Linked DNA regions of Homo sapiens: region 1 is linked to region 2. Evidence: read pairs that join two places in POLR2A ChIA-PET (ENCODE). Cell type or tissue: MCF 10A. All regions are shown on one strand. Each heading gives the region's core, and the rest is flanking DNA. Links, peaks and the distances in the headings are about the cores only.

Region 1 (16,954 bases), core at 3,009-11,008, 180 kb before region 2:
TCTGTGTGACCTGACTGGGAACAGTCCTTCTGACTGTCGTCTTCCCTCCCCAATCCTGACTGTTCTCTAGAAATGACTCAGCCTCATTTCTACATACTATGCCTCATCTTCCCTAGGCATCTCTCTCTTAAGTTATTCAAATCCCACCTTCTATAGGCATCTATTGGGTTTATCATACATCCTACCTATTCCCACGAAGGATTTGAAGCTGCCTACATAAAAGGTACAGCCTTGCTCCAGTTGGGAGTAAGATACTTCTCTCTGCAGTTGTTGTAGAGTCCAGCTGCTCTAGAATATAACTAAATGCCACCATTCGTTTGCTAGGGCTGCCCTAATGAACTACCACCAACTGGGTAGCTCAAGCAACAAAATTATATTGTCTTACAGTTCTAGAGGCTAGAAATCCTAGCTGAAGGTGATATTTGGGTTGGTTCCTTTTGAAGGCTGTGAAGGAGAATCTGTTCCATGCCTCTCTCCTAGCCTCCTGTGGTTTGCAGGCTATCTTTGGCATCCTTTGGCTTGTAGATGCATCATCCGGATCTCTGCCCTCATGTTCACACAGCATTCTCCCTGTGACTCTTCACATAGCCTTCCCTCTGTGCCTGTCTGTCTCTGGGTCCAAGGTTACCCCTTTTTATAAGGATGGCAGTCATATTGGATTAAGGCCCTCATTAAGGACCTCACCTTAACTTGACCACATCTGCAAAGACCCTATTTCCAAAGACGATTATATTCTGAGATACTGGAGGTTAGTTCTTCAACATATCTTTTTGGGGGGATACAATTCAACACATAACATCTGCTTACAGTGAGTCAGTCTTGTTACCTAAGACACAGAAATTCTAGGGTGAATAAAACAAATCTCACCAGTGAACTAAGTGTTCAGAGTTATAAAATTGTGTTCCACTTTGGTTACCATCTTGTATATGACTTTGCAACAGCCCACACGCAACGTGTTTTTTTTTTAATCCTATGCTACTGCCTGTCTCTCAGAATAATGTTGTGGGTTAATATTTTAAGCACATTGAGCTCCATAGAAGAGCCTTTCTCACTAAAAGAAGTTCAGAGATTTATCTCAAAAACTTAGTTCAAAATCCATTTCCATAATTGACCTTTGCTATATATTCAAGTTGAAGATATCATTATTATTATTATATACCTCCTAAAGGTATTTTACCACTGAATTCTTATTTTATCTTCTCATTCCAGTTTCTCATTTTATACATAGATTACCTGAGGTTTTTTATGTAGCAAATTAATTAGGGTATAGTAGATATAATCGTCAGGATCACTGGCTCCAGGCCAATTATTCTCAGGTCAATATTTGTTGAGTATCTTGTTGGGCAGACACTAAGCTAGATGCTTTGGACTAGGCAATGTGAACAAGGAATCATTCTCCTGCCTTCAGGAAGCTTATAATCTGTTAGAAGACATAAAGGAATGTGCACATAACTTGAATATAAGGCAGAATGTGGTTAGTGCTTCAGGGACACTGACTAGGTGAGGGATCTAGAAAAGTATCATGGAAAATATAGAGTGGCCCTGAAGGAGGCTGGTAACCAGTAATTAGAGATAGGGACAAAGCCATCCATACTAAGGGATAATATTAGCACTGACCTAGAAATAGACAGGGAAGAGTGAGTGGTCGGATTTTTACTGGACTATTGTATACGTAAGTTGGAAAACGAAGGAAAGGTTTAAGAATTGGGGTATAGATCTTAGAGAGTCTTAAATGTAAAGCCGGCTGGGTGCAGTGGCTCATGCCTGTAATCCCAGCACTTTGGGGGCCAAGGCGGGAGGATCACTGGAGCCCAGGAGTTTGAGGCTACAGTGAGCTATGATCATGCCACTGCACTCCAGCTTGCACAACAACAACAAAAAGGTAGAGCCAAGCACTGGGAAGTGGTTGAAGATGTCTGAGCAAGAAGAACATGATAAGAACTATGCTGGAGAAAAGTTACTCCATATTTAGTATAGAGAAACTGTTGAAGAACCGGTTATGTGAGGATAGCTACCAAGAGCCATATGTAACCTCAAATAAACCAAATTTCCAGGACCATGGGTCAGGAAAAAATGCAGCTGATTTTTTCCCTCTGATTAACTGTTTGCCCAGAATGTGTGATTGCATAATGCAAGAATCAGCATCTTACCTAAGGTATATATTGACTCAAAAAAATATATATTCTGGTACATTAGAGACTGTGGCATCTAAGGAATGAGCTATAAGATCTTTACCACCCATGAAGGGCAAGTATAGCCTTCCTTTCAAGTCACCTCTAAAAGAGATGGAGATTGGATTATTGCTGCTGCTTCTGCTTCTTTTGTTTAGTTTTGTTTTTTTAATTACTGTTCCTTGCAGAGCAGGGCTAACCCATGGGCAGTGTGCCAAGAGTAGCCTGATTATTTCTTCTTCATCAAAAAAATTAAAGCCTAGAAATCAGTGTATTCTAAGGCTGGCGTGTGGGATGTGATTCTTGACCCTTCCATTTTTGATGGTAGAGACTAGGCTAACATCATAATTTAATATTGAACTTCATTTCCTGCAGTTTTTCCTGATATTTTTTTCCTACAAGTAATGTTTATGCCTTGGAGATAAAGAACAAACCAGTATCTTTCTCATAAATCAGAAATACAAATGTGCCTCCCTCCTGTCCTGGACACTAAATAATCCTAGGGTAGGTCCACGAAATTTGTGGATATACCAGAGTAGGAGACCTTTGGCAGTTATAGATTTACAGTACAGTAAGAAAGGTCAGAGTTACCGTGAAAGTTGTTTACATCATAAAAATGCACACTGCTGAATTTGACATTACACTCTCTTAATTTACCAAAAATCTGTTTTCTACCTGAGACCTATTAGTTCTTATATTTTTACTTTTAAAACCAGCATTAGTCATGGAGTGACTTGGTAAATCATCTTCTAGTAGGAAGTGATGTTTTAAATTAGTTCTTAAGCAAATTTTAACCTATAAATTAGATTTCCAGTGTTCATGTTTTTGATGAACTTACATTGGCAAAGTCTGAATCAGTGACTAAATGTTTAACCATGATTCTCATTTAAATATAAGTGATGAGTGTAATCCCAAGCTGTCATCACTCAGTGTCACCAGTCACCTTCAGTCTCATTATACTGAGAAGCAGAGAAGGTGCCAGACAGAAGAGTTGCTACATGTGAGGAGAGAGCCGGAAAGCCACACTGAAATGTGAGCTGAGTGGTTGGCCATGTTAACTGACTCCCTCCCCAGCCTTGGAGCACCCAAGTCAAGTCTCTGCTTTAGCAAACTTTAAACTACTGGATATTACAGCCTCCTGGGTGCATATAAGCAAGTATTACCTACTCTGTTCTCAAGAATATATAAAACATATCAAGATGGTGCTAGATGTTAAGCTCAGGCAAGCCAAAATCCTTTGGTACATTAAAAAAAATATTTTCTTGCAGCCTCTGTCTGACACCTTCTCTGCTTCTTCTCTGGCTCAGTATAACGGGACTGAAGACCTGGTGACATTGAGTTGTGACAGCTTGGTATTACACTCATCAGTTATATTTAAATGACTATGTATAATGGTTAAACCTTTAGTAACTGACTCAGACTTCACCAATAAAATTTCATTAAAAACATGGACAACATTTGGCAATCTAATTTATAGCATTAAAATGTACGTATTTCTCACCATTTTCCATTTAAGATGAGCGTCACAATCTCAGACAGTGTATTTCATGTTTTCCCGGGAAATGTCATGGCATCTTGGGTTCCAAGTTCTGATGGGCATAGTCCTGAGGTTTTTAGGTTTGCCTTCATGAGCTTTCCCATCTGGCTAGCCAGGGCATGTTGTCTGCAATGAAGAACCAGCATCAAATTCAATGATGAAGTAAATGAAGCTTATTTGGGGGACCTGCCTTACTTCCCTTGCCAACCCCCTGCTTCCTTACCTACAAAATAGTTTCACATATAGGACAGTCACCATTTGAATCCACCAGCTTCTGTTTTGTTAGCCTTTGTTTTGCTCTAGTTGCTGCTCACAGCCTTAATCTTGTTTTCTTTCTTTCTTTTCTTTCTTTCTTTTTTTTTTTTTTTTGCTGCTTCTTTCTCCCCTCACCAATTCTCTGCTCTTACCACGTCCTGATTCTGTAATTCTATTGTCCTCCTACCTTTCATTGCTTCTTTTGGAAATAGGAGGTGAAAAAGACATAAAAGAGAAAGGATTTTGAAAAAACAAATACGGTATAGACAAAGAAACGACCATGTCTTCGTTCTGCATGTATGGTACTGCCCACATGTGACCCTTTAAGTACACAGATTTTAAAATCTTTGGTGGCTAAGGTACCCAGTGCCGTTTGTACAAGGCTGTCTCTCTTTAAAATATTATACTTTTTGTCCATTGTCATAAGAAACTGATTTTCATCTCAATCTCTGTCAACACCATTATTTATATGAAGTGCTTCCATGTAAAGTAAACTCATGCCCCAAACCAATGTGTTAGAACCAATGACTAAGAACAAGTGAATGGATACTCTTGCTTTCCTAAAGATTTCCACAAGAACCTAATTTCCTTTTCTGTTTTTTTCCCCTTCCAGATTCTGTTTTAAATGACTTTATTATGATGCACTGTGTTTTTATGCCAAATACCCAGCTTTGCCCGGCACTGGTGGCCCAATATCCTTTTATTGTGATTGTAAGTCCCTATTCCCTCGAAGACAACCCCCCCTATCGAGGGCCATTCTTATCTCATCTTCTGCAGGTAAGTCATGGCCCAGGCAGAGTTGTGCATTCCACCCTCATCACACTGAAATGTGTTTTCCCACATTTCCCACAGTTTTCCCCTGTACAGACTCTAGCTCTGCCTGGCAGAGGTCTGCTGTGCCATGTTTAAGGATTTCCTCCTTGTTACCTGTATTGGGCCATTCTTTCATTGCTATAAAGAAATACCCGAGGCTGGGTAATTTATAAGAAAAGAGGTTTAATTGACTGGCAGTTCTGCTAGGAAGTATCGTGCCAGCCTCTGTTTCTGGGGAGGACTTGGGGAAGTTACAATTGTGGCTGAAGGTGAAGGGGGAGCAGGAGCGAGGTGGGGGAGGTGGCAAACACTTTTAAACGACCAGATCTCATGAGAATTCACTATCTCAAGGACAGCACCAAGACACGAGGGGTCCACCCCCATGAACCAAACACCTCCCACCAGGCCCACCTCCAGCATTGAGGATTACATTTCAACATGAGATATGGGCAGGGACAAACATCCAAACTGTACCATTATCTGTGCAGAGAAGTGTGAACCAGCTTACCACAGGAAGGTGATGCTGGCAAAAAAAAAAAAAAAAAAAAAATCCATTGCCTGGGAGGCAGGCTAGAAAGGGTTATGGAGAAGAACCTGGGAGTATTAGCAGGAATGGTTCCCTAACCTCAGAGACAGACTGTTCCCTGGCAGGGTGGACTGTGGTCGGCTTGTGTTCCTCCTCCGAGCTATGGTATTAAATTGCTAAGCTGCTGAGATAAATACAAGTTATCACTGTAGGATAACTTTCTTTTCCCATTCATCCTCGTCTATCCTCTCCTCTAGATACCAAAATTTCTTTCTTTGTTACTACTTTTTATTATCATCTTACTGACTTAAAGACCCAAAATTTGAAACTCCAGTGACAATTCCTCTCTATAGCTTGAAGGCCAAGTTTATTTGGGACAGCTTTTCAACAGTGTTTGGAATGGCCCAGTTGATGCTGGTATGTAGCACAGAGCAAACATTCTCAGAAAATGGGAGTGGAATAAAAGAAGTGGGTATTATTAATAAGCTTCACACTCAATTTTGGGAGCATGTGAAAGTATATTCTAAGATTTTGTTTTATTTTTAGAACAACAAAAATTTAGACCCCAAATCACTTTGGCCCTTTTGAGCAGTTAAATATATTGAAGGAGAATGACTCTTTTATTCTTTCTTTTTTTTTTTTTTTAGGAATTCAGTGAATGTTGGCATGTTTTCCTCATTCAAGATTATAATTACCCTACCTGATTCTCATTTTCTTGTTCACTCATAATTCTCTTTGAAGTAAACAATGTATGAGGACAGGAGATTTGAGTTGAAGGTGCAACTCAGAGGCAGCTTCAAGAGGGAGATTTGTGTGTTTATTTGCCTGGAAACTGTTTTACCGAGTAATGATGGCTTAATGAGACTTACATACATTATATATTTTTTCTGGCACATACTCAATTTTTCTCGAGTAAAATGAACAAATTCAGGATGTCTGTGCTCTTTTAACTCCATACGCACTAATCATTATAGACCTTTGAGATTTGCTGGAAGGAAAAATAAAATCCACCATTGAGTTTAGACTTGGTTTTTTTTAGCAGATAAGCCTAAGGCAAACAAAACTCAAGGGCGAGTCAGCGAGTTCAGCGGGCCAAGGCCCGGCATCTTTACAAGTCCAAGCCCCAAACACTGCGCTTGTCTTTTTTTTTTTCAGATTCTAACTTCTTCGTGTATTAGCTTGTTCCCCTTCAAGGGTTGACTGAGAACATTCAAATCACTAACTTCTCTTTTTAAAATAGCGCTCTGGAGAGAAGGTCCGTTCCATGCCCAGGTAGGGAGGAGGGGGAAAAATGATACTGGCGGGCAGGGAGAGGGGAAGGCAAGAAAGCAAACAGGCGTGGAAGAGCTGTGACGTCAAATCTGACTTCTTTTGTCTGTAGACGGGGGAATCCAGGGTGACTGGGTATAATCTGTATTATCTAGGTCCCTCAGACCACCTGGCTCATATCTGGCCCTGTGGGAACTTAGATTCTCTTCACTGTTCTATTTTGAATCAGCTCTGTCTGTGTCAGGTGCATGCTAAGAGCATTGACCAATATTATACCACTCTATCCTGGCAGGATTCTATTGGGTTAGTATTAGCTTTGTGTTACAAATCAGGGTCCTGAAGTTACCCCCAGCCCCCACAAAAAAACAAAAAAGGAGTGGCTTGCCCAGGGCAAATAGCTGAGTTCTCCAGATGATTCCAAACCTGGAGTTTGCCTTTTTTTTTTCTCTCTCTCTCTTCACAACTTATTTATTTGAAAGCTTGTTTAAATTTTAATGATTCTGTAACCTTTAATTAGAGTTTAAGAACATTTCAAGACACTATATTGCATCATAAACTGCTTAACAGAACACCTGCAAGCAACAGGGATGTATAATGCAAACTTGAACAAGTGGTTTAACCCCTATGTTTTTAACGTGGGATATTAGGGATAGTAAAATACTTAACTATGTTTCATTAGTCAGTTGCTTTAGTGGAGTATTTTTAAAGTGCTTAACATCTGGAACTTTTCATAGCAGCCCTATGAAGAAGTCAGTATTTTTACTGCTATTTTTCTAAATCAATAAACTAGAATAATGAAAACTTATGAATTGCTCAGAGAAAGGTAATTACTAGCAGAGAAAAGATTTGAGCCCTGAGCTACTGACACGTATTTCTGTTCTTAATCCACATTGTGTGTCTCTTCCAGTTTTGCTTTTACCATGGAGAAAGATAGTAGAACTCTGCTGAACATTAATATATCAGGCCTTTTATGTGCTAATGAGAGAGACTCTCTATTCATTAGACACAGTTTGGACATGATTTGACCCGATGAATACAAGTACTTTATAATGAGTTTGAAAATCATATTTGTTCAATTTCTATACTTTTCATCTCCAGGTTCTTTAATCCTTTTTTAAATCTGCATTTAAAATTGAGTTCAATTTTCCTTTAGTCTTCAAAAGAAAATTAAAACCACCTGTATATAACCCTATAACCTCTCAGGTGTACTATTGCTAACCATTTTGTGTATATCCTTCCAGTCTTTTTTTCTATACATATAGATATATGTTTTTAAATGTAAGAATGAGATCATACTGTAAATAATTTTGTATACCTTTTAATTAAGCAATATTTTGTGACTATCTTTTTATGTCATTATTTTTCTATGCCATTTTTCTAAATATAGATAGTTGTCATCCTTAAAAATAAAACATTCTCATTACAAAAAATTTTAATTACCACAAAAGGAGAAGAGAGCAAAGTTCACCTGGCATCTCACCACCATTAATAAATTTGTTTTTAAAATTTTAGAATTTATATATACATTTTTATGTTCATAAGATTTTATATAAATTAAATAATGTTACATGTGCTTTTTGGTAATATGCTGTTTTTCACTTGGTGGTATATTGTGAATATCTTTCCAAACTAATATATATATAGATAAAACTGCATCATCTTTTTTTTCTTCTAGATGTTTCCATAAACATTTACTGACTACTGGAAATGTGTCACATAGAGTACTGGGCAACAAGGGGGCAAAGATATGTGAGAAAGACACATTATCATTTTTAATGACTATTATATTAATAGATATGTCATAATTATTTTCTCAGCCTCTACCTATTGGATATTTAGATTATTTCCACGGTTTTTTTCTTTTTTTTTTGCTATAACAAACACAATGGAGTGAATCAGCATCCTTCCAGCTAAATCTTTGCTCATGTATATGAAAATGTACACACTTTAAATTCCTAAAAATAGGCAAAGAATATGTAGTATGTTAATGCTTCTGATGTGTATTCCCAAATTACTCTCCTATTGTCTCAATTTAGTGCTTTGTGATTAAACTCTGCCATATTCTTGTTTGTACAACTCCAGGCTGGCCTTCAGTTTAGTAAGTGATCACAACGAAGTCAATACTATTTTGAATTTTAATAACTCTCTTTGATTCAGAGTATTTTCACATTATTTACTTTATCTTTCCAACACCAGTTCTCCAAATGTAAAGCAAAAAAGTCTGGTATATTATTTTTGTTGTTGTTGTTGTTGTTTTGTGTTTTTTTTTTTTTTTTTTTTTGAGACAGAGTCTTGCTCTGTCACCAGGCTGGAGTGTAGTATCGCAATCTTGGCTCACTGCAACCTCCGCCTCCTGGGTTCAAGCAATTCTCCTGCCTCAGCCTCCCGAGTAGCTGGAACTACAGGCACGCACCACCACACCCAGCTAATTTTTTTATTTTTAGTAGAGATGGAGTTTCACCATGTTGGCCAGGATGGCCTCGACCTCTTGACCTCGTGATCTGCCTGCCTTGGCCTCCCAAAGTGCTGGGATTACAGGCATGAGCCACCATGCCTGGTATTTATTTCATTTCACATATAGGAGAAATCAAGGTACAGGGAGGTCTAATAACTGCCCGAGATCCTGCATATACTGGTAGACATTTGGAGGAAGTCCGTGTAGCACTGATGTAATGGACATTGTGGTTGATTTGCCAACATTCATGCCTTATTACTCGGTATTCTAGCCACTCGTAGTAATTAGCCTCACTTGCCAAAGACTGGTTCTGCAACGCCAGACTCTAGCTAGACTGGGCCAATGGAATTCAAAGAGAGGCTTCCTGGGCTTTTGGGTGAAAACCTTTTTAACATTTAGGAGAAAAAAACAGGAAGCCTATAACTCCAATTGCCAGCAGCAGCTATCTTACAACCATGATGGGAATGAACCCCAAGATAAAGCTGAAATGAGGAGACAGGAAAAACAGGGGTCTGTGATAACATCATTAGCATTTGACTGGTCCTGAAGCTTACTCTGCCAATAGATTATCTTTTTATGTCAATGAATGTAGGTGTTTGTTGTTTAGGACAGATTCTTACTGCAGCTAAAAGAATCTTAAGTATGAATGGCTGATATTTAAACTTACAGAAATTTTAAAAAGCAATAATTTTGGACAGTTTTTTTTGTTAGTATACTAATTTTCTTTAGCTTAGTATTCAACACAAATTTTGTGCTTTTGGCCTGGAAATAATGAGTTTAGTTTCTTGAATTAAGAAGAAAAAAATATAGAACATGGATTTGCCACTAAGTTTTAGCTAAATCCACCTTTTCTGTGTTTCATCCCTGTATAGAAGCAAACACAACAGCTTCCCTCACTGAAAAATTAGGGTCCCTGTCATAAAAATCTTTGTGAAATTGATCTGGAGATGTTCTCTTTATAAGTTGACTTGGGTTTTATAAGTGGAACATTTATCAAAATCTGCTTTTCTTTTTGATGAAAGATTCACATAATAGCAGCAGGTTCATATTCTTTAAATGAAGCCAAGTTTTTAGGAACATTTTTTAGATTTCTAAGAAAAACTTTCAACTTAAATTTTGTTGAAACCAGATTTTGTCATCATAGTCCCCATCTGATTCTGAAAAGTGTTTGATCCATATGTCACCGTCAGAGGAATTTGCTTCTGCAGATATGCAATTTGAGTTTGTTTCCATGAGGAAGACTTTGTTTGGTGATGTTATGAACATGATATGCTTTTTGGGAAAAAAATGACTGTCATCAGATATGCTAAAAAATATTTCATATACATGTTCTCGGCCTCATATCAACACTATGTACTCTTTTAGTCTTGTTTTTCACAATAGGGAAAGTGAGCTTGAGCAGCTAGGTAATTGGCCCCTAGCTACCTAGCTAGTAAATGTTAGAACAAGATTTGAACCCAAGCAGTGTATTGCATTAGGGCACGTCCTAACTGCTGTGCTATGAGTACAAGCCCTTGGCTTGAGACTTAAAAGGAGAATAGCCAGGAACTAGAGACTTCTAAAAACACAGAGGATTCTGAAAATCAGTGGGAAAAATATTCTGAGCAAGAAAATGGGAGATATGTAAAGAAATTGATGGTACAGAAGGCGCTCCTATGAGCTCAAAGTTAGTAGGTACACACAAACAAAGGAGCAGCCTGTGTGGATAGGAGTAACATCACAGACTTAAACCCAGAAATGCCAGGTCTTATGAAAAATTCCACAACAGTCCATTGAAAATATTTTAAATGACTTCCAGAGAAGAATCAGTAATAACATTGGTGGCTAAGATTTACTGAATACTTAATATGTTTCAGATACATGTTTTACCTGTATTATCTCATTTCATCCTTGACAGCAATCTTATGAAGTTTACTGATGAGGAAACCAAGGCTCTAAATGGTCAATTAACTTACCAAAGATCATACAGTTTTTATATAAGTAGGGAAGCCAGGATGGGACCTAAGTAGTGTAATTTCAGAACTTGCATTTTATGAACATGCCATATGAAGGAAGAAATAGACGCAGTGGTCAGAATGTCAGGCTGCTCCACAAAGACAAGAAGCCCAGATTATAGTAAAAAAAAGCAAAAGCTCTGAAGTAAAAAGACCTGTGTTTAAGACCTGTGTCCTATAAGCTATATTACTCAGCAATTATGCTTAACCTCTCCAAGCCCCTTCTGTAAAATAGGGGTAATTATATGATACGGTCTGGCTCTATGTCCCCACCCAAATCTCATCTCGAATTGTAATCTGAATTTTAATCCCCATGTGTTGGGGGCAGAACTGTGTGGGAGGTGATTAGATCGGGTGTGGCCCCCCCATGCTGTTCTCGTGATAGTGAGTGAGTTCTCATGAGATCTGATGGTTTTATAAGGGGCATTTCCCACCTTCACTTGGCACTTCTCCTTCTTGGTGCCATGTGAAGGACATGATGGTTCCCCTTCCACCATGATTGTAAGTTTCCTGAGGCCTCCCCAGCCCTGTGGAACTCTTTCCTTTATAAATTATCCTAGAGTTGAGCAGTTCTTTACAGCAGTGTGAGAATGGACTAATACATTATACTTGCCCTACCCACTTTACCAGGTTGTTGTGAAAATCAAATGAGGTTATGTGTGTGAACATACGTTATAAACCTTAAAGTCCCATATATATGTTGCTGTTATTATTATACCATCAGGAGAGGAATATGGCATGTTATAAAGAATATACAAAAGCTTTGTCTTGTCAGTGGGCAGATGACCCCCAAAGTTTGTTTTCAGCTGCAAGCAGAGATCTTGTATGCAAAGCAGGGTTTTAAAAAACAACAACATTGAAGAGTATCAGTTTGAATGTTGTTAAGTGTTTTATAAATAGCTGCATAATTAGCATGTACTTACTGCAAAAAGTATACATAATATTTTATTCCCTGTTGTAGGCTGTAATGAATCTGCTGCCTCTACATCCTGGGAGGTTTTCACTTACTTTCCCCATGATAATTTTAATACATGGAACCATTATTAGCTGAATTAAGAATAAGTAAATGAGCAGTTAAAAAAAAGTACAGAAAAATTACAGGTGCCTGTGGTGAGTAAGATAATAACTAGGTAAAAATATATGAAATAATTACAGTGTTTGAACGGCAGAGCCGGCATGAGGAAAATGACTCAATGGAATATTAAGCCTGATGTTGGCAGGGTAGAAAAACTGTAGCCTACACTGTGGCCTTCACCTCTTCTGATTCTCAGCCCTAAAGCCTCACTGCAAACAGATCCAATCTGCTCTCAGTCACATGTACACAATGCTGAAGGAGGTGGTTCAGTTCCGAGAAGATTTAGTCACTCTGAAAGTTTGTCATCCTGTAGATTAAATACCCAATAACTGAAAGATTCTATTTAAAAGATGTACCAGATGTTTTACAATTAAATTCTTTATGAATTTATTTAGAATGTACCTCTGATCTGTATTTGACATCTTGACAAGATGGGATTCCGGGTAACTTAATTAAAGGCTCTTAAATAGCTGTGATATTTTTAAAGGTTTTTTGTTTTTTTAGAAAAGTGCATTAGATACAGCATTCCAAACAGTGCAAATAAATTATCTGTAATCAGTTGATTAAAAAATATTGAAGGCTTTTGTGTGCCCAGTCTTTAGCTAGAAAGTGCAGGAATTAACAGTGAGTTTACGACCTCGTTCCTTCTGTTAAGGATTTTGATTTAATGCTTCCAGATGGTGAGAAATACTTTATTACAGTTTAAGTATTCCTAATCTGAAAATCCAAAATCCAAAATGCTCCAAAATTCGAAGTTTTTTTAGCTCTCATACCAGTAGGTATAATGCAAACATTCCAAAATCCAAAAAAAAAATCTGAAATCCAAAACCACTTCTGGTCCCAAGCCTTTGGGAAAAGAGATACTCAACTGTGTAAGCAAAACTTCAAGTTGGAATTTGAATGATCAGATTTAACAGTGTCTGCTCAGTCGCAGTGAGCCCCTGCTTTCCTAATTGACAGGTATTAAACTATAGCAGATGGGATCTCGTTCAGGTATTAACGATTTCTGTGCCTCTCTATCAGATTATGAAGGCTGTAATAGTTAACTCTTGATTTTCTGCATGTGCTTTGTTATCAGGATTTGGGGGATCAATTTCTACATCTCAGATGGATTTTCCTATTTCCCAACAAACTTTGAAGTCATCTGACTCTGCTGTATAATCTATGTTTGCATAAAGAAAGTAATGTTAACATCAGACAAAACACAACAACATAGGTAAAAAGAGTACTGGGGAGGAAAATAAGAGAACTGAGTTCTAGTTCCAAGAATTCCTTTGATAAATTTGGAAAAATCACTTAAACTCATTCTGCCTCAGTTTTCTTACCTCTAAGGTGATGGAGTTGAAGGAAATGTAATCAAAGGGCTCTTGAAACAGAGATCCTGTGATTCCATGACTTACCTGAAATCAACTCAAATGTGTCAGTGATAAGTTTGGCCACTTAAATTATATGGCCTTTCCTTAATGGTGTTTAAAATACTAATTCAGTAAGTAATTTTAGATTGCCTTACAGACTTTTAAAAAACTAGAACTTTATGAGATATAGGAACCATGTTGTCTTTCTGCATCTCTTTCCCTATGAGTTCAGGCAGCCATATTGCTTCTTTCCTGGACCCAACTGTCATATCATGAGTCATGGCCTTATTCAATAAAAGCACTTCTTGATCATGCATTATTCCAATTTTAGCCAGAGACGGCTTCTTCAACCTTCCTGATGTGTCTGAATTTATGAACATGCTGTATTTGAAATGTTACTCTTTTTAGATTGCACTTTTGACATCATATTGAGACAAGGGAACTAGTAGGATATTCTTTATTCCTTGGCTGCTACCTGAAGGGAATATAGTTTTTCCCCCTTCCTACCTTTTTTGTAGGAGTTAAATAAAAGCTAAAAATTACAAACTTTCTAAAAGCCTGGGGAGATTGTTATGGGAATGAATAGAAACATCAGCATCTGATCTGTAACCATTTCAGGTATAATCAATTGTATACAAAGTTCTCTCTGTGTTTCTTAAGAACCTGATTCAACAGACATTTCAGAAGGGGAACCCTATGTGTTGCCTCTGGAGGAGCAGAATCCTTTAGCAATGCCTGGATTCAGCTATAAAAGAAGTATCACCCCCACCCTCACTTTAGTAAATAAACATCCATGAGGGGACAAATGAGACTTTGTGAAATAAGTCAGCGCTTCCTTTTATTTTCCCAGGGGTAAAAATACTGAACTTTCGTGAGAAAAGGGAGAAAGCCTTTCCCAGTCCCTCCGGATTTGGTCAATTCTATCTCCCTAGAGGCTGTGGGGTTCTTCATCAAAGACAAGGGGTGCTCAGCCCTGGTGACTAAACATGCTGAATCAGCTGCGGGAACCTTGGAACTTCAGCGCGCGCGCGCACACACACACACACACACACACACACACACACACACACGGAATCTCTTTCCCATTAGGCTTTTTGCTTTCCAGATGCATTTATTCTTAATAATTTCATGAACCCAAGCACTAAGGTCTAGTTGCTATAGCTGCTGGTTAGGATAGTGGGGGTGGGAATAGTGGAAAGAGCCCTGTCTGAATTTGCAAGCCCTGCCATTTATTCACTCAACAACCTTGGCCAGATCTCTTCTCTCTGAATCTCCTTTTCCCCACCGGTAAATATTTCCTCCTCAGGTTTGTAGAAAGCATCATTTGATAGCATAAGAATATTGACTTATTTTATGAATTGTAAAGCTCTATACACATGTTATCATAACAAGTAGGAAAGAATCTTTCCTCTCTCTCTCTCTCCCCCCACTCCTCCTTTCTCTCTTACACATGTGAATACCTCCTTTCCAACATGTTGTCCAATGTAATATTTCAGATGAATAGGACTGTGCCCATTGTATCACCAGAACCTAGCATGGTGCTTTACTCAAAGTAGTCGGTTAATTAATAATTAGTGAATCAATTGGATCAATTTGAATAGTTTCTTTGCCTAAGTACTTGTAAAGCATTTTGATGTATTTTCTCTGAAAAGCATATTAATTCATTTGAAAATATATTTATTTCTTAAAAACCACATTAGCAGACTCCGTCTCAAAAAAAAAAAAACCACATTAGCACCTTAATTGTCCTATCTTGGGGTTATTTTTCTAAATTGAGGCTAAGTGTTCACCACTCTATTACTACCAGCTCAGTAAAAGCTTCCCTTTCCTCTCTATGCTGTTTCCATCTTTGAGTGATTCAAAATATGCTCATGTTGCATGTGTAGTGAAATATTTTTAAGATTGTAGTTTATAGAGTAACTTAGGGCACAGTGTGACATTCTTTTAAATTGGCATGATCTGAGAGAGAATTAAATTTGCTCATTTTTCACAGTACAAGGCCATCAGAAAGGTTGTCTTTCACAGGCACTATCACTTAGACTTAGAAGAGGGACTAGAGGGAAGAAGCCTAGCCTCAGGTACCCGGTGAGGAACACGCATGGTCCATAGTGGCATCAGGATATTTGGGACAGCAGTCTAGGGAGCGAGCCCAGCCTAATGGGAGCTTTGACACATACCGTACTCAGAATTCAGAATCTCCACTGACTCTTACATTTATAGGGGTTGGCATTCCTCAGCCCACACCCCTACTCCCCACCTTGGCCATTCTTACTTTCTCCATTTGGCTCCTATGCCATGGAAATGAAAAAGATAGCACCTGCCAAAGCCTGATGTCATCCAAGTTTCTGCACAAACACAAGATACCATAAAACTAAACCAAAGAAAGCACAGTGGCAACGTAGCATTGTATTTTCATTATGTTAGTTTGTGGCACCTATCTGATTCTCCTTCGGTTCACCTTGCCTTAGCGTTATTAAATGCGGTAGCTGAAAGAGAATTTGGAAATGATTTCTTCTCACCTCCTCATTTCATGGAGAGTAAATGGAAGTCTACAGTGGCTAAGTGACTTACACAATATCACATAGCTAAATGGTGGCAGCTAGAGGACTTGAACCCAGATCCTCCCACTCTCGGGTGAACCAGTACATATTTTTCAATCAGTCAAGACTTTCCTATTTGGTACCTACCATGCATCTGACTATGCTCCTACGTGCCATTAAAAAATGGTCATAAAATATAATGTCCAGCATTGCAACTCTTTGGAAAGAAAAACTCAGTTATAAATGCATGCAAGCAAGAGACCAAAGAGTTAATCAGAAAAGAAATAATTTTCACATAAAGCGATCTTTCTTCCTTTCTTCATTGTGAGCTGAGAGAGGATTGTAGCAATACAGGTTGAGCAATTTTCTTTTTTATGAATCTCGTGCTCAATTTATGAAAGCCATTTTGCAACCCATTTACATGCAGTAAACCTTTGCCTTAAAGTTCTGTCATTTACCTTGATCATGATTATTTATAGTCCTTTTAGACAAGGCTCTTTACTGGTTTAGCTCTCAAGCACAGCACTGTCACAAGCCAGTTTTCTACGTCTTTCAAGGCAGGGTAGGAAGCTAAGACAGGGCCAGTCTTGTAGCTCGCTGTGAGGAATGGGGGCTTTGGGTAATGGGAAGAACACTAGTTGGCATCAGGAGTCTTGCATTCGCAACCTCTGCACTCTCACTCTGTAATCCTGGCCATTTATGCTTCTTTAGTTTCAGTTTGTTCACTTATAGAAATGGAGCGACACTTTCATCACAAGGCTATAAAGTGGAGTTGAAGTGAAGTACTTTGTGTGCAAGTTATATTGTAAATAGTGAAGAGTAAGTTGTTTTATGAACTAATTATCTATAATATGAACTATAAATCATTGAAAAAGGAATGGTGTGTCTAACCTAAAATATTTCTTGATTACCTGTGATGTTGTGCCTCCTGTAGAGCATACAAGAATGGACCAGGGACCTTTAC
Region 2 (16,954 bases), core at 3,018-11,017:
CCTCCACCTCCCAGGTTCAAGCGATTCTCCTGCCTCGGCCTCCCGAGTAGCCACCATGCCCGGCTAATTTTTTGTATTTTTAGTAAAGATGGGGTTTCACCATGTTGGCCAGGCTGGTTTGGAACTCCTGACCTCAGGTGATCCACCTGCCTCAGCCTCCCAAAGTGTTGGGATTACAGGCGTGAGCCACCACACCCGTCCAGAAATCAAAGTAGATTTTAAAATATTTTGGAGTGAAAGAAAATGAAAATGTAACATATCAAAATTATAGAATATTAAAATTATAGAATGCAGATAAGGCAGTATTTAGAAGGAAATGTATAGCTTTCAACACCTATATCAAAAAGAAGAAAATCTGAAGTGGATAACCTGAGCCTCAACCTGAAGAAACTACAGAAAGAAGGACCAATTAAAACCAAAGTGAGTCAATGAAAGGAAATAATAAAGATTAGAACAGAGCTCAATAAAACAGAAAACAGAAAAGCAATAGCAAAAATCAGTTTATTAGATTTGTTAATCTTTCCAAAGACTAAAGGATTTATTAATCTAAAGACTAGACTAAAAGTTTAGTCTTTGAAAAGATTAATAAATTTGACAAGCCTTTAACTAGATTGATCAAGAAAAAAGAGAAGATAAAGATTAGCAAAATCAGGAATGAAAGAAAGAGCAGTGCTATGGCTCCTGCAGAAGTTTATAAGGATTATAAAGAAATGTTATGACAGTCTTTATGCCAATAAATTAGATAATTTAGATGCAGTGAACAATTGTCTTAAAAAGATACAAATTATCAAAACAGAAGATCTGAATAGACCTATAATTTAAAAATTGAATTAGGCTGGGCGCAGTGGCTCCAGCCTGTAATCTTAGCACTTGCGGAGGCCAAGGCAGGCAGATCACTTGAGGCCAGGAGTTCGAGACCAGCCTGGCCATCATAGCGAAACCCCATCTCTACTAAAAATACAAAAATTAGCCAGGCATGGTGGCACACCCCTATAGTCCCAGCTACTCAGGAGGCTGAGGCATGAGAATTGCTTGAACCCAGGAGGCGGAGGTTGCTGTGAGCTAAGATCATGCAACTGCACTCCAGCCTGGGCAAAAGAGCAAGACTGTTTCAAAAAATAATAATAATTGAATTAGTAATTTTAAATATTTCCATAAAGAAAATCCCAGGCCAAGATGATTTCACTGGTGAATTCTATAAAATGTTTATAGAAGAGATAACATCAATTCTTCCCATACTCTTTCAGAAAATAGATGCCAATATTCTATATGAACAAGCAGTATTATTCTGATACCAAAGTCATACAGAGACATAAGAAAGCGACAGACCAATATTCTTCATGAATATAGATGTAAAAATTCTTAATCATATTAGCATACTGAATCCAGCCACCCATAAAGAAGATTATAAATTCCAATTAGAATTTATCCCAGAAATGGAAGGTTGGCTTAACATCTGAAATCAGTCAATGTAAGGTACCATAATAAACAATAAAATCATAGAAGATAAAAACCCTATATGATCATTTCAAGATTCAGAAAAAGCATTTGACAGACAACACTCACTGACAATAAGAAATATCGGCCAGGCACAGTGGCTCACACCTGTAATCCCAGCACTTTGGGAGGCCGAGGTGGGCGGATCACAAGGTCAGGAGATTGAGACCATCCTGGCTGACACAGTGAAACCCCGTCTCTACTAAAAACACAAAAAATTAGCTGGGCATGGTGGCAGGTGCCTATAGTCCCAGCTTCTCAGGAGGCTGAGGCAGGAGAATGGTGTGAACCTGGAGGCGGAGCTTGCAGTGAGTCGAGTTTGCACCACTGCACTCCAGCCTGGGTGACAGAGTGAGACTCCATCTCAAAAAAAAAAAAAAAGTTTAAAAAAAGAAATCTCAACAGACTAGGAATAAAAGGGAATTTTTCCAACCTGATAAAGAGCATCTACAAAAACCCACAGCTAATATCTTATTCCACGGTGAAAAGCTGAATGTTTTCTCCCCAAGACTGGGAACAAGGCAAAGAAGTTCTACTCTGACATCTATTCAACATTGTACTGAAGGTTTTAGCCAGTGTGATCAGGCAAGAAAAAGAAGTAATAGGCATCCAGATTGGAAAGGAAGAAATAAAACTATCTTATCTGACAACCTATAGGTAGAAAATCCTAAGGAATGCGCACACACACACACACACACACACACACACACACACAAAAGCTACTAAAACTAACAAACATGTTTAGAAGGGTCACAGGATGCAAGATCAGCATTTAAAAATCTATTGTATTTCTATATACTGAGAGTGAACAACCTAAAAATTAAATTAAGAAAGAATTCCATTTACAGTAGCATCAAAAAGAATAAAATAGTTGGGTATAAATTTAACAAAATAAGTATAAGACTTGTACAATGAAAAGTACAAAAATTGCTGAGAAAATTAAAGATCTAAACAAATAGACATTTACATATTTATGGTTTAGAAGATTCAGTGTTGTCAAGAGGGCAGTTCTCCCCAAAATGATCTATAAATTCCACACAATTCCTATCCAAATCCCAGCAGACTTTTTTTTAGAAATTAACAAGCCAATCCTAAAATTTACGTGGTAATGCAAAAGACCTAGAAATAGCCAAACCAATTTTGAGAAAGAACTAACTTTGAGGACTTAGACTGCCTCATTTCAAAACTTATAAATCTGTAGTAATCAACATAATACAATATTGGCACAATATCTACAGGGATATAGACCAAAGGAACACAATTAAAATTCTAGGGAAAAAGCCTCACATTGATTGGCAATGGATTTTCAACAAAGATGCCAAGACAGCCTTTGATTGCTGAGACAATTAGAAATTGATATGCCAGGGCCGGGTGTGGTGGCTCACACCTGTAATTCCAGCACTGTAGAAGGCTGAGGTGAGAGGATCGCTTGAGCCCAGGAGTTCAAGACCAGCCTGAGCAACATGACAAAATCCCATCTGTACAAAAAATACAAATAAAAATTAGCCAGCGTGGTGATGTGCACCTGTAGTCCCAGCTACTAGAAAGGCTGAGGTGGGAGGATTGCTTAAACCCAGGAGGTTGAGGCTGCAGGGAGCCAAGAGTGTGCCACTGCACTCAAGCCTGGGCAACAGAGTGAGACCTTGTCTCAAAAATAAATCCATATGCCAAAAAAAAAAATTAGAGCCACACCTCAGACCATACATAAAAATGAAATGAACTCAAAATGGATCATAAGCCTAAGTATAAGGGTTAAACTATAAACTCTCAAAAGAAAAATAGAAAATCTTCATGCTTTGGGGTTAAGCAAAGAGTTCTTAGAAATGATACCAAAAGCACAGCCATAATAGAAAAATTGAGAAATTGGAATTTATAAAAATTAACAATTTCTGCTCTTTGAAACATGATCTTAAGAGAATGAAAAGACAAATGACAAACTGGGAAAAAATATTTGCAAATCATATATATGACAAAGGACTTGTATCTAGAACTAAAAAAAATTATTAGAACTCAATAAAACAACCCAGTGTAAAAGTGGACAAAAGATTTGAATAGATATTTTGCTTAAGAATATATAAAAGGGGCTAATAGGCACATAAAAAGATGCCCAACTTTGTTAGTCACTAGGGAAATGCAAATTAAAAGCACTGTGAGATACCACTAGTGTTATACCCGCTACAATGGCCATAATCAAAAAAACAGACAATACTGCTGGGCACAGTCACATGCACCTGTAATCCCAGCTACTTGTGAGGCAGAGGATGGCAGGGAAGGACTGTTTGACAACAGGAGTTTGAAGTTTGAGACTAGCCAAGGCACCATAGCAAGACCCCTTTCTCAGAAAAAAAAAAAGACAATATCAAATGTTGGTGAGGATGTGGAGAAACTGAAACCCTCATACGTTGCTGGCAGGAATATAAAATGGTAGAGCCTCTTTGGAAAACAGATTGATAGTTTCTTTAAAAGTTAGACATAAACTTACCATATGGACCTGCAATATCAGTCCCTGAAATCTACCCAAGAAAAATTAACATATTTACACACATAGACATGTACACAAATGTTCATAGGAGCATTATTCGTAATAGCCAAAAACTGGGAACAATCCAAATATCTATCAACTGGGGACTGAATAAACCAAATGTAGTATATCCATACAACAGAATAGTATTCGGCAATAAAACAGAATTGAAGTCTTCTTATATGCTTACCACTTGAGTGAACTTTGAAAACATTATGCGGCCAGGCGCAGTGGCTCAAGCCTGTAATCCCAGCACTTTGGGAGGCTGAGACAGGTGGGATTGCTTGAGCTCAGGAGTTTGAGATTACCCTAAGCAACACAGCAAGACCTCATCTCTACCAAAAAAAAAAAAAAAAAAATCAGCCTCAGCATGGTGGTATGTGCCTGTAGTCCCAGCTACTTGGGAGGCTGAGGTGGGAGGATTGCTTGAGCCTGGGAGGTGGAGGCCACAGTGAGCCGAGATCAAGGCTGCAGTAAGCTGTGATCACACCACTGCACTCCAACCTGGGCAAAAGAACGAGACCCTGACTCCAGAAAGAAACAAAGAAATAAAGACATTATGCTAAGGGAATGATGTCAGACACAAGGAACAATTTGTATGATTCTGTTTATATGAACTATCCAGAAAAGGCACACTGGTAGAGAGAAAAAGCAGATTGTAGGGCTGGTGTGAGAGTGATGATTAACTGCAAACTGGCACAAGAGAACTATTTGTAGTGATGGAAAGGTTCTAAGACTGGATTGTGGTGGTGGTTGCCCAACTTTATGAACTTACTAAAAATCATCCAATAATATACTTATTGCAGGTGAGTTTGTGGTATGTAATTTATACTTCATTTTTAAAGGATTTTTCTCACTTTTTTGACCTTCTGTGCTTAAATTTTGAGAGCTCTTCTAAGTCCTTATGTGACAACAATTGATTTGTTTACACTGTCATTAAGCTGTCTGATTTATGCATTTAATATCTATCTCATAAGAATAACAACTTTTAAAGAAATACCTATTTATATACATACCTTTGTTTCAAATTTATTCTTCCAACACCTCTTTGGGTTTCTCAGTTCCAGCTAAATGGCTTTTGATTCTCAACTGAAGTTTACTATTCATTGTAAGTTACTGTCTTTTGTTTGACAGATATTTTTCTGGATGACATTAACTTTTAGAAACCACACCATGGAACAATTTTTTATATATTTTTGATGTCTTTTGTTAAATTCTTTAATGTATTTTCTCAATGAAAATATAAAGTCTTATTTCTGAAATGTATCTTGATTTTAATTATATGCTTATCTTTCCTTTTAAAATAGAATATGCTTCTCTGGGATCACTCTATGATTACATTAACAGTAACAGAAGTGAGGAGATGGATATGGATCACATTATGACCTGGGCCACTGATGTAGCCAAAGGTAATAATATTTGGTATATTCTTATAGAATTAGTGGGGTGCATTTTCCCCTCCTGAAATGGGGACTTAACATCAGAAAATGTTTTATTCTGTCTTTAGATGTTCTTTTTCCAGACCAAAAGTAGTAAGAATTCCACAGCTGATGGTACAGATAATATTTTAGGTCATTGCCTTTCCACTCCTGAATTCCTTTTATCTTCCTCTTAAGACTCTACTTTATTTCTATCCACGAAATCTAGTTGTAGCTTCAGGGCAGACATGTTTGTCATGTTTTGTGATATTATAATTGACTAGCTTGCTTGACACATTAAATGGAAAAATCATAGTTCTGTTGTTCTGAAAGTCTCTACTTAGACTCAGTATCCAGAAAACATGATTTATTGTAGGATTAGTTCTACTCATTTTGTATACATAATATGCTAAAAATAGAAACCACTTGCAAAAAAAATTTTTATTTGTCCTGCCATGTAAAAGCAATTCAGATTTTATTTTACATTTAATGTAAACTTACTTAGGCATCGCTGTTGGAATTAAATATTTTTAATACACCAAACCCCTAAACAAAGTGCCCAGTCTTTTTTCTCATACATTCTTGCATAGATGAATGCTTTCTAAAGCAATTCAAACTTCATTTATTTTTATCTTTTTTTTTTCCATTTTCCTAACTGAACATTTCTGGGCTTTATTTATAACTGTCAGAGTTGCTTTGGAAACAACTTCATCTAAATAATGAACACCGATAGTTATATTTGTATTCTAGCAACCCCTACAAAGTGTGTCTGAATTTTCCTGGGGCAATTAACTCCTCTACATTTTACTACTCCATTCTCTACAAGCATCTCTTTACAAAGCAAATATAATGTGATTTAGCACTCAGTAAGGGGAGCAACTCATACGTTGATTTCACTGTGTGACTTCCAAAAGTAGCAGTCTTTCCTTTGGGGAATTGTCTATTTTAAGTTTCATCAACACCTACCAAATTCTTCAAATAGGGAAAGTGAAAAAAAATTTTTTTTGAGTTTCATGCTAGATGCTGCTGCTGAATGATGCCTCATTACATTATAAAAATAATAAGCTCTGTGTTTAGGGTGGTGTACCTGAGACTTTATGTTAATTTGCTTAATTGTGTATTGATGCATCGGGCATCTCAAATCATGCTTAAACTTTCATATTCTTAAAGATATTTTCATGTAATATCATAGTGACTTCTCTGTATGTCAGTAGAACACAAGGACCAGCTCTCTGTAAGCAAGGTGATGTGCCTTTATTGGAGGCTGCCTGAGCATTGTGGAAATACCCTTAAATAATGTAAATGCATATATAGGTAGTACTTAACTTACAGCACATCACCTTACACACGTTTGCATTTAGGGTGCTCAGCCAGTTACACCCATGTTATTACTTTATTGGCACTTAGAATAGATAGACAGCAAACAAAACAGCTAACATCAGTCACTCTGCTTCCTGCTGTGCTCTACTTAAGCATCCCTGATTCCCAGCCTGGGAAACTCTTCTCCCTGCACCCCCTTAACCACATGCCACATCATCCCGACTGAGGGATAAGTCTCTTGGCTCCACATCAGCTGAGTCATTCTTGGTGTTTTCTCAAGAGTGCTAGTGCTCTGCATCAGAAGGGCAAGGAAGAGAAGGAATCGAATTAGGTAGCAAACTGGGCCTGGTGCAGTGGCTCATGCCTATAATCCCAGCACTTTGGGAGTCCCAGGCGGGTGGATCACTTGAGGCCAGGAATTTGAGATCAGCCTGGCCAACAAGGCGAAACCCTGTCTCTACTAAAAATACAAAAAATTAGCTGGGCGTGGTGGTGCACTACTCGCCTATAGTCCCAGCTCCTTGGGAGGCTGAGGCAAGAGAATCGCTCAAACCCCAGAGGTTTGCAGTGAGCCAACATCAAGCCACTGCACTCCAGCCAGAGTGAGACTCAGTCTAGAAAAAAAAAAAAAATTAGGTAGCAAACTGGTACCAGAGTTAAAAATAAGGAAGGAGAGGCCAGGCACGGTGGCTCACGCCTATAATCCTAGCACTTTGGGAAGCCGAGGAAGGTGGATCACCTGAGGCCAGGAGTTCAAAACCAGCCTGACCAACATGGAGAAACCCTGTTTCTACTAAAAATACAAATTTAGCCAGGCGTGGTGGCGCATGCCTGTAATCCCAGCTACTCAGGAGGCTAAGGCAGGAGAATCACTTGAACCTGGGAGGCGGAGGTTGCGGTGAGCCAAGATTGGGCCATTGCACTCCAGCCTGGGCGACCGAGTGAGACTCTGTCTCAAAAAAATAAAAAAAGGGAAGGAGAGAATGGGATTGGACCCACTGATGGTGTCCAAAACTGCAGATTAATAAAATCCCTTTTGCCTGTCTGGCTAATGTGTTTGACCTCAGGTGAGAAGAGTGAGGCAGAGAAGAGGCTTGTATGTTTATGGACGCAAGTAATACTTAACATTTAAAAATCCTTTAAGATGGCCCATTAAAAAAAAAAAATCAAGGCTTTAGGAATGACTTCAGCTTTCTCTGATAAGCTGGGTGTAGAACTTAAGAATTTAAGAGATTAAGTAGGAAGCCTTGATTTTTGTTGATTCTGTTTCAAATTCAGCTATGTACCTTTCAGTTTAACCTATGATTGAATCCACTGGAGCAATGATATGTTGAGAAATCAGAGAATGAATATTTTAAGCAAAGGTTGATTCATGCATTTTAAAATAGGCATTGCTCAGCATCATTGCTGTTGAGACAATATCTTCTCACAAAAAAGATTCTCTTCTTTCTAGATGTGAGGATAATGGAGGGTGGACCAGCAAGTATATCTGAAATTGCTGCAAGCTAATCAGCAATGCTTAAAAGGAACAATTAAAGCAGATAAACTCCAATCCAGTTTCAAAATGGTCACCACTCATTCCAGTTCTCCCCAAAAGTCTCCTCAGTTACACCTGCCAATTCTTTTTTTAAGGAAACCCTGAATGTACACCTGATGAAAGTATTTTTCAGCCTTCTTAATTGTTTGCAATAAATATAAGGCAGAATTATAGATGGATCTACAAAAACATTAAATAGAATTTTATGTGTGTGTGATGACTATTGTTTATATGAAATATTATTTAAATGTATACTATGCATCGTACACTAATACTTTATGGTACTTTTTTCTTATAATCTTCCATGAGGAAGGAAAGTGCCTATATTTAAAGCTTTTGTATTTGAGTCTTGTTTTTTGAAATCCTTACTTGTCAGCAAGTGTAGAAACTATCTCTACCAGTAATAGTAATTATACAGATTCTACCTGAAAAATTATTCAGGAATTTGATTCTAAAGCAAGAGAGAGGTAACTATGAAATCCAGTCATATAGATTATTAAATGCTACCCAAGTTGTAACTATTGAATTTTTGCAGTTTGAGGGATGTAGAACTTCTTATCAGAAGAGAAATTTCCTTTATCCCAGTTACATCTTATTTAAGATCACATAATTACTAATACTTGTGTTAACTTGACTCTTCAGTGATATCATTCAGTGATATCATTAAAAGGCAAGAGTTTAAATTTTCTTTGTCCTTTCATGATTCTTCAATATATCATAATTAAAATAGAAGAATAAAGATTTAAAAATTAACCTCTCTATATGCTTTAAAAAGCCTAAGCCTCTTATTAAATTATTTTCAATGCATTGTTCATTTTAAAAAGAAGCCTATTTGATTTGGAGGTGAGGGGGAGGCTATTTCTGCCATTAGTTAGAAAAAACAACTTGAGAAATAAAGAGGATATATTTTAGTAGAAAATCATCCTTTTTTTATTCTAAAGGGGTAGACAATACGTAAATACAGAAAGAGTCAAAAACTACTAAGGTGGTAACCATAAAATGTGTCTTTAAAGTATAATTTTATATTCAAAATAATAAAGCTCTATAAATATGATGGAAAGAATTTTGGAGTATGTTGAAATACAGATTATCTCAAAGATTTATCCTTGTAAAAGGAATGAAATACTTTGTAACTACTGTATACTTTTTTATCTGAAGATCATAAAATTATTTACCAACCGTAACTAATCAGTCCTCCCAGTTCTCCCCACCACTACCCCACATCCACTCCCAGGTCTTGTTGGAATGGGTACTGAGAAAAAGCCAAGCTGCAGCCAGGTAACCATAGACATCCAGAACTTCGGTAACTGGACATCAGAATCTGCAGTTGGGTACCTGCAGACAACCAGATGAAAACCACAAATTTTACTCAGAACTTTGGCAGATTTAGAAGGTAGTTGGTAGCGGAATACCTTAGTCGTGGAGCCCTCCTTTCAGTGGTTACTGTGCTATTTTCATGCAGACTGCAGAAAATTAAGGTGTCCTTATTAGGTATTGTAAGAAGCTAGATTTACCCACAGTCAAATTCCAACCTCTAAGAGATTAAAGCTTATAAATTTGACTTCACATATACATGTTACTAATGTAGACATATTCTGTTTTCATTTTATCAGTCATGGAAGAATAAGACATGTGAATTAGTTTCTGCTCTTGAGTTCTTTGAAAAACTATGAAAGGTAATACTGATGTAATGTTGAAAAATATTAATAGGCCTTTATTTCTTCTTGTGTGAAAAGGAATGCATTATTTACATATGGAGGCTCCTGTCAAGGTGATTCACAGAGACCTCAAGTCAAGAAACGGTAATGTAGTTATGTTTTTATTTTACCTATTTTATTACAAATTACATACACTTGCATGTAGAAATGAGCATCATTCTTTTACATATCTTTTGTAACCTACTATTGGACTCACTGCTGATACCATGGAAGCCTTTCTACTGTCAATAAATAACAAAAATCTCAATATTATTTAAAGAAGCTGCATAGTATTTCACTGTATAAATATAGCCCAGAATGTGGACATTTGAATTGTTTACATTTTTTCTCTGATAAGAAATGTTGGGCTTAATATTTCAGCCAAATTTTTCAAGACATCCCTAATTATTTCCCTAGAATCATTTTCTAAAAGAGATACTGCTGTGTCAAAGTATGCAGTCATATATTTTTAGTCTTCTATTTTTAGGTGGCTTTGTGCACTATCAATTTTGAATTTTGTTCTTGTTGCATCTGAATTGCGTGGTGTGAATTGTTGATGCCAGTCATGCCTGTATTACCTGGAGTAGTGCCCAGAAATGAGCCACATGATTGGAAGTTTGGAAAGTAAAGGCTCTCTTTTTCTTCTTTCTCTTCTTCTGTACTTTCTAAAGCTTATTTATGGCCCTGTATCTTATAATTTGGAGGGTGAGCATTTTAAAATAACTTGCAGGATTAGACATTACCTTCAAGTAGGAGTGGTAACAGAATGCTTCTTCTGTTACATCACTTCAGAGTTATCTGAGAAAGGCAGTAGCATTATAGCACTAGCTAAAGTAAACATCAGAGTTTGCCACTTTTCTGAATACCCTCCAATCAATTAATTATTTACATGCTTTCTAAATGCTCCTTCTCAGTAAGGAGGAAGCGAACTATCTATTTTTAGGAGATCTTTAATTAAAACGAGTATATGCTAATAGTGTGATCCTTAGAATGGGTGGTGATGACAAGTAGTGGAAGAGAACCAGGGAATGAATCGATCAGGTACCCTTGCACGTGCCTCAGGACTGTGAGGTTTGTGTGTGTGAGTGTGTGTGTGTTTAGCAGGGGGTGAAGGGATGGGGGCGGGGAGGGAAGTTATCAGCACCTGCCACTTATCAGTAGTCCAGGTTGGACCACCAATTTAACCCTGTCTGATTGTCCTTTCCTCTTCTAGGTTATCATGTATTCTTTGGTTCTTCTTAGACTTAAGCTTCCTGGAACTAAGCACTTTTGATATATGGTCAGCTAACAGGAAGTCATTAGGAAATAATCTAGGCTGTAGTAGAAAAGATCAGAGTTTTATGAATTTGTAAATTTTCAGTTCATGCTCAGAATTTCAATTTAACTATGTTATTTGACTTCAGTATATCTTAAATCTTCTACAAAAGAGGAATGATTAACTAAATTATGGATTTTTCCCTGCTATCATTATGAAGACTATATAACAATGGAGAGTGTCCCCATTTTAAAAAGTTACAGTTATATGTATTATAGTTACTAAATAGGAACACACATACACTGATATTGAAAGAATATAGACCTAACTTATAGCAATTCTTTTTCCCTTGGAAAGGTAACCAGAGTTTCACTTTCTATGTTATGTATTTTTATAATGGCAGTTTTTCTAGTGAGCACTTGTTAATCTTATAATGAGAAAGCTGAATATAAAATTAATAATATTTACATTTCTATTTGTAAAAGTTTGTAGCTTATTACTTATAGTACCAGGTTTACCCTGAGGCTATTTTCAAATATTAGATCATACAAAGATCATTTTCCCTCCTTGGTAAAATCATCAGTAACTAGTAAGTATTGATCATCTATCATGTTCAAGGCACTGCACGGTTTACAAAAGAAACATCTGAAACAGTTCTTCAGAACTTTATCCTTGGACTCATCTCCTCTTATGCTCTGAGTCTTGCACTCCCATAAAAGCCCTATTTACATATTAACACTCAAAAACAGATCTCAACTTCAAAACTATTTTTCTATCTGCTGATTAGACACATCCACATAGATATTTTTTAAGACACTAAAATATATTATGTCCAAATTAATCTTTTCATTTTCTCCCTAACCCCGAAAAATCATCCCTGCATTTCTTTTACTGAGTGGCAATACTGTTTGCCCAAGCCAGAAATGAGATAAATAGTAGTTACAGTTTAAAGCCAGAGCTCCTATTCTAACCATTAATCTGTATTGCTTCTTTATCTGATTTTATCCTTGAGTTCGCTTCCTTCTCCCCCAATATCCAGCCATTCATTAAGCCTAGGTGATCCTACATCCTAAATATTTTTTGACTCGGTCAACTTTTCTCCTGTCCTTTGCCACTGCCTTAGTACAGATGTCCTCATCTGTCTCCTGGACCACAAAACCTTGAGTGCCAAGTGATGCCCTTGCCTCCAGGTCTATTCTTCTCTGACATAGTCTCCCCTCTGCACCTTTGCTCATTTCATCCCTCCACATAAAATTGTTCATTGGCTTTCTCTTTCTCTTCTTGACCTGGCACCTACCTTCCAAAATTGCCATACATTTTTTGTCTGCTCCTGAGTTTTTGCATAGGCTCTCTCTTCTGCCTAGGAAACTACTTTCCTCCCTCAGCTCTCCTCTTCCTGGTTAACTCCTGTGTTTTTCAGGTTTTAGCATAAGCATCATTTCTTACAGGAAACTTCATCTGACCGCCCTCGACACAGATATCATTGTTCTTTGGCTCTATAGTATTGTTTCTCTCATCATGGAATCTATCCCAGTTTGTTGTAGATGTTTATTTAATTGTCTCTCTGATAAGAATATAAACCCCCTGAGAGCAAAGACAGTGGCAGACTTGCTTACAGTCCTGTTCCACAGCATTATACATGGCGTTACCCACAGTAGCCTCAGCAAATATTTATTAAATGAATGAATGTATGAACAAGTGAATGAATGAATATTCTCTCCACCTTTAACAAAAATCACTCAGTTGGGAGGAAACCATATATATAATATGAAGTAGTAAAGCTAATGACTACCTCAGTATCACATTGGCAGTACATGGGCAGAACCCAGGTAAAAATTTGGTTCTCCTAACTACTACTAATTTGTGCCTTTCTTACTGGACAGTACTGCATTTGGATAAAACAAGTGTCTCAGAAGCCTTTTTAATCAGTACCTAATGGAATTAAGTTTTTGTTTTAATGTCAGCCCCCTTTTGCAAAATCCTCAATGCTGTAAATACATTGATTTCACCTTTCATAATCCCATATTGAAGACAGAAATAGAAGTTTATGGTTTTTTTCAGTAGAAGACAGCTCAAACAAATTAGATGATTGTCATAATTTATCCTTTTTTCTTTTTTTAGTTGTTATAGCTGCTGATGGAGTATTGAAGGTAGGACTATTTCTTTTACTTAAAAAAATTGTTAATTTCAGATGTAGATTTTTGTAACTGATAATCCCTTAATTAGCCAATAAGTAGAAAGTTGACACTGATTCCTGTTTTCTCAGATCTGTGACTTTGGTGCCTCTCGGTTCCATAACCATACAACACACATGTCCTTGGTTGGAACTTTCCCATGGATGGCTCCAGAAGTTATCCAGAGTCTCCCTGTGTCAGAAACTTGTGACACATATTCCTATGGTGTGGTGAGTTCATTTCTCATTTCTTGTTTACTAAGGGAAATACAAAAAGCAAACACTCAAAAGAAGAGAGATACAGTTTAACATGGTTTTATTTTTATTTGAGACTGTACTGCTGGTGGAATGCCTAAAGCAGCACCATTGGAGAACGCTTCCTAGTTGCCAAAATGTTTAATCATTTTTAATCATCGGAGTTATTTTGTCCTGTGTTGAGAAGAAACCAACACCACTTCCAAGAAACAAATTAAATGGAATCCGAGATAGTGTTGGGCTCCGCTTTGCCTGTGAGAATGATTTTTTGCAGGGTGGTAATGTGACTGTGGACTCTCTCTGTAATTTCAATGGAAATGTGGATCATTTGGAACAGGACTTCATTGTAATGGATTGCTTAAACAGTATAAAATCACCAATAGATCTGCCAAGCGAGTTAATTACCAGGAAACTTTTGAGTCTCAACTATTAAACTGATTCATCGGTTTCTAAAAGTCCAAAAGAAAATGTACTTAGCACTTACCAGATGACCTTGTCCATGTCTGCTGCCAGTCTTAGAGTAGCAGTGACTATCTGAAGCGTGACTCTAAGGCATTACATAAGAATCACAGCAGAGCCACATAGAGAATAGACTAATGAGGGGGTGGAGTGCTCAAGGAAGAGACCACAGGAATGAATCCGTTAAGGAGCAGAAGCTCCTGGAGGAGGAATTTGGAGATGGGCCATTTCCTGAGGAATAGGTTATACCTGCATTATCAGAGAGAAGGAAGTGGAGTGGGAGAGTTCTTTGCTGGAGGAAGGAATTCATTTGTTGCCTTTTGTTGAGGATAAACTTTTCCCTAAAATGTTACGTATTCTTTAAAAAGTCCAAAATAGTTTTGGAATTCCCTGTCTTTACATCTCATACTGCCCTGCTATTTATACTATTATACTGCCCTGCTGTTTATACTATTACTTCCTAAAAGGGCATTTTCATAGTAATGGGTAAAGAAGCAGCCTGTTTTAGGTCCAAATCAGCCTGTCTCTTCGTCCTGAACTTCTGTGTTTTCTTACTGCAGGTGGTAGCCAATGACACAAGAGGAGATTCACGTTGTCAGACCTGTTTTGTTTTGTTTTGTTTTCTTTATTCGGTCTCTAGGTATTTAATGCTGGCTTCACAGGTTTTGGACTTGTTTCAGTGACTAGCTTTTTGTAAATCATAACACATCCTATGTATACCAAATTAATAAAGATTAATTTTGTTAGCTATTGAAAAAATCATTTCAAGAATGAAATATGTTTTTGACCGAAGGCTAGAATTTTAAAGGTCAGAAGGCAAGAGTAACATCAGGCTTAATACCTGATATCCAAAAAAAGAAAAAAAATCAATACCTGATATCCCTTGATTCTGGTTTCTTAAGAATGAAGACTATAAGCTATTACAGTGATCAAATATTTCTCATAAGTTTCAGAGGAGACTAGCTTATAAAACTGGTCTCCTATGTCAAATGTTACTACATTCTAACCATCATACATTCATCTGTGGGATATTCTGAAAATGGGGTATTTGTAGCAATTTAAGACTCTTTGTAAGATTGTTTTCTCTTGTGAAAGTGCATTCCTTCATTTATAACCAAACGTTTATTTACTGAGGCACACACCACCTGAGAGTAATTTAAATTTTTCTTAGCCTGCTTGTTGGGAACGGCCTCTCGTTTTGTCCTGTTGAAATAGGAACAAGCAAACTTTTTCTAGAAAGGACCAGATAATATATATTTTTGGCTTTGAGGGCCACTTACAGTCTCTGTTGCATAGTCTTCATAGATGCCATAGTTGGCTTTTTGTTTCTTACAACCCATCAAACATGAAAAAGCCACTCTGTATTCTGCAGCAGGCCATCGTTGCGGGCACCTCCCTGGAACAAGAGGGCTTGGGAAGATGAGCAGCGTGGTTTAGGAACGTGGCTTGACCGTTCAGAGTGGCTCACCAGGAGCCCACTGCTCCCACTCCTTTAATGTGCATGTGTATATAAATGTATATAAACATGTTTGTTGGTGTTAGGTATATATGTATGTTGGTTATAGTTATTGTAGACTGTTACAGCTTTTAAATTGTTTGTCACATTTATATGAACTAGAAGACTTTTGAGGTTCATTTTTGCACTTATGAGTCCACACACATACAGTGCTTTTACTTTTAAAATTCTCCCCAAGTGTTTGAATTTCCTTATCTCAAAAATTTTTGACCTTAAGACACAACTATACATACATTGAACTTTTAGCCTCAACATTATTTCATATATGAAAACAAACTTTATGCTGCCTTCTTTCAAAGCCTTACAGTTGCCAGGGCTTTGGTGTGAAATGCCCCCCTCTGCTTTTCCTGAGATGAAGTACAATCTTAGTACCAGTAGCCAAGCACAAATTCCTTTTCACACATAAACTATAAAAGATGTTAAGAGTGACTTCTGTTTGGAGAGCTTAGGATTTTTTTCCTGTATCATTTTAAAATCTCTTCATACATTCCACATTGACCCCATTTCTTAAACATAGTTTGAGTCAACCTTTCTGGAGCTGCACATTTTCAGTGTTTTTTATTAAAAATCTTTTCACTTAAGAAACTATGCACCACATTTCAGTAGAAGGGCTTGAACACGTCTCTTTGTGGATTAGCTTTTCTCTCTACTTGTGTGCTGACCCTACCTTTGCTTAGTTTGGTTTGGTTTTGGAGGGATTTAACAAATGCTTAACAAACCATCCTATGGAGTAATTTCACTTACTGAAACAAACTCGACCACCAGCCACTGAGCATTTCCAGTGTTGCTCTGTATTTACACACTGGATGTTGCTCTGCAGAACCTGTCCACCCCATCATGTGATGTGGAATATCAATTCTGCATTCATGCTAGAGCCTTCCCTTACCTGGTGGAAACAGAAATGCCATTTCAGTGAGTGAGTCTATTTTAAAACAGCTTCTGCTGTGTGAGTCTTGAAGACAGAGGTTTGCTTGGAATGCTGGTTTGCCTCACAGAATGTTGTGTCAGCAGAATTCCATTCAGAAAAGTGTACAGATGCTAATTTAATTATAAACAAGAACTCAGGACTGTATAGGTTGATGCAAAAGTAATTGAAGTTTTGCCATTTAAAAGTAATGGCAAAAACTGCAATTACTTTTGCACCAACCTAATATTTAATTCTGACCTCTTCTCATTCTGTTTGTTCTAAATAAACACCATTAATGAGAGAAAAAATACGAGGTATGCTTTCCAGCGACTTTTTATTTAAACAACCACAGGTATTTTTTTAATGAAGAAAGCATTATGTGTTCAAAGTAGATGTTAT

Evidence for each region. Peaks named below come from ENCODE experiments on the same cell type or tissue, not always from the same donor. Only the 100,000 strongest peaks of a DNase experiment are listed, where the experiment ranks them.
Region 1: POLR2A ChIA-PET joins it to region 2 with 7 read pairs; 3 of 35 experiments call an interaction of 5 or more read pairs at or near these places.

The regions. Positions count from the first base shown.
Region 1 is chr2:172,996,690-173,013,643 of GRCh38, forward strand. It overlaps RAPGEF4 (Rap guanine nucleotide exchange factor 4), which reads left to right. Exons shown (of 31, transcript NM_007023.4): 17 at 4,577-4,655. Among named protein-coding and RNA genes, the nearest start is that of MAP3K20, 71 kb to the right of the region's middle. In MCF 10A, for the core only: no CTCF peak of the experiment used is centred there; no DNase peak of the experiment used is centred there.
Region 2 is chr2:173,177,529-173,194,482 of GRCh38, forward strand. MAP3K20 (mitogen-activated protein kinase kinase kinase 20) reads left to right here. Exons shown (of 20, transcript NM_016653.3): 4 at 5,326-5,427; 5 at 10,030-10,095; 6 at 13,367-13,395; 7 at 13,512-13,649. Among named protein-coding and RNA genes, the nearest start is that of MAP3K20-AS1, 96 kb to the right of the region's middle. RefSeq lists an enhancer at 14,027-14,608. In MCF 10A, for the core only: no CTCF peak of the experiment used is centred there; DNase peaks (open chromatin) are centred at 6,993 and 10,563.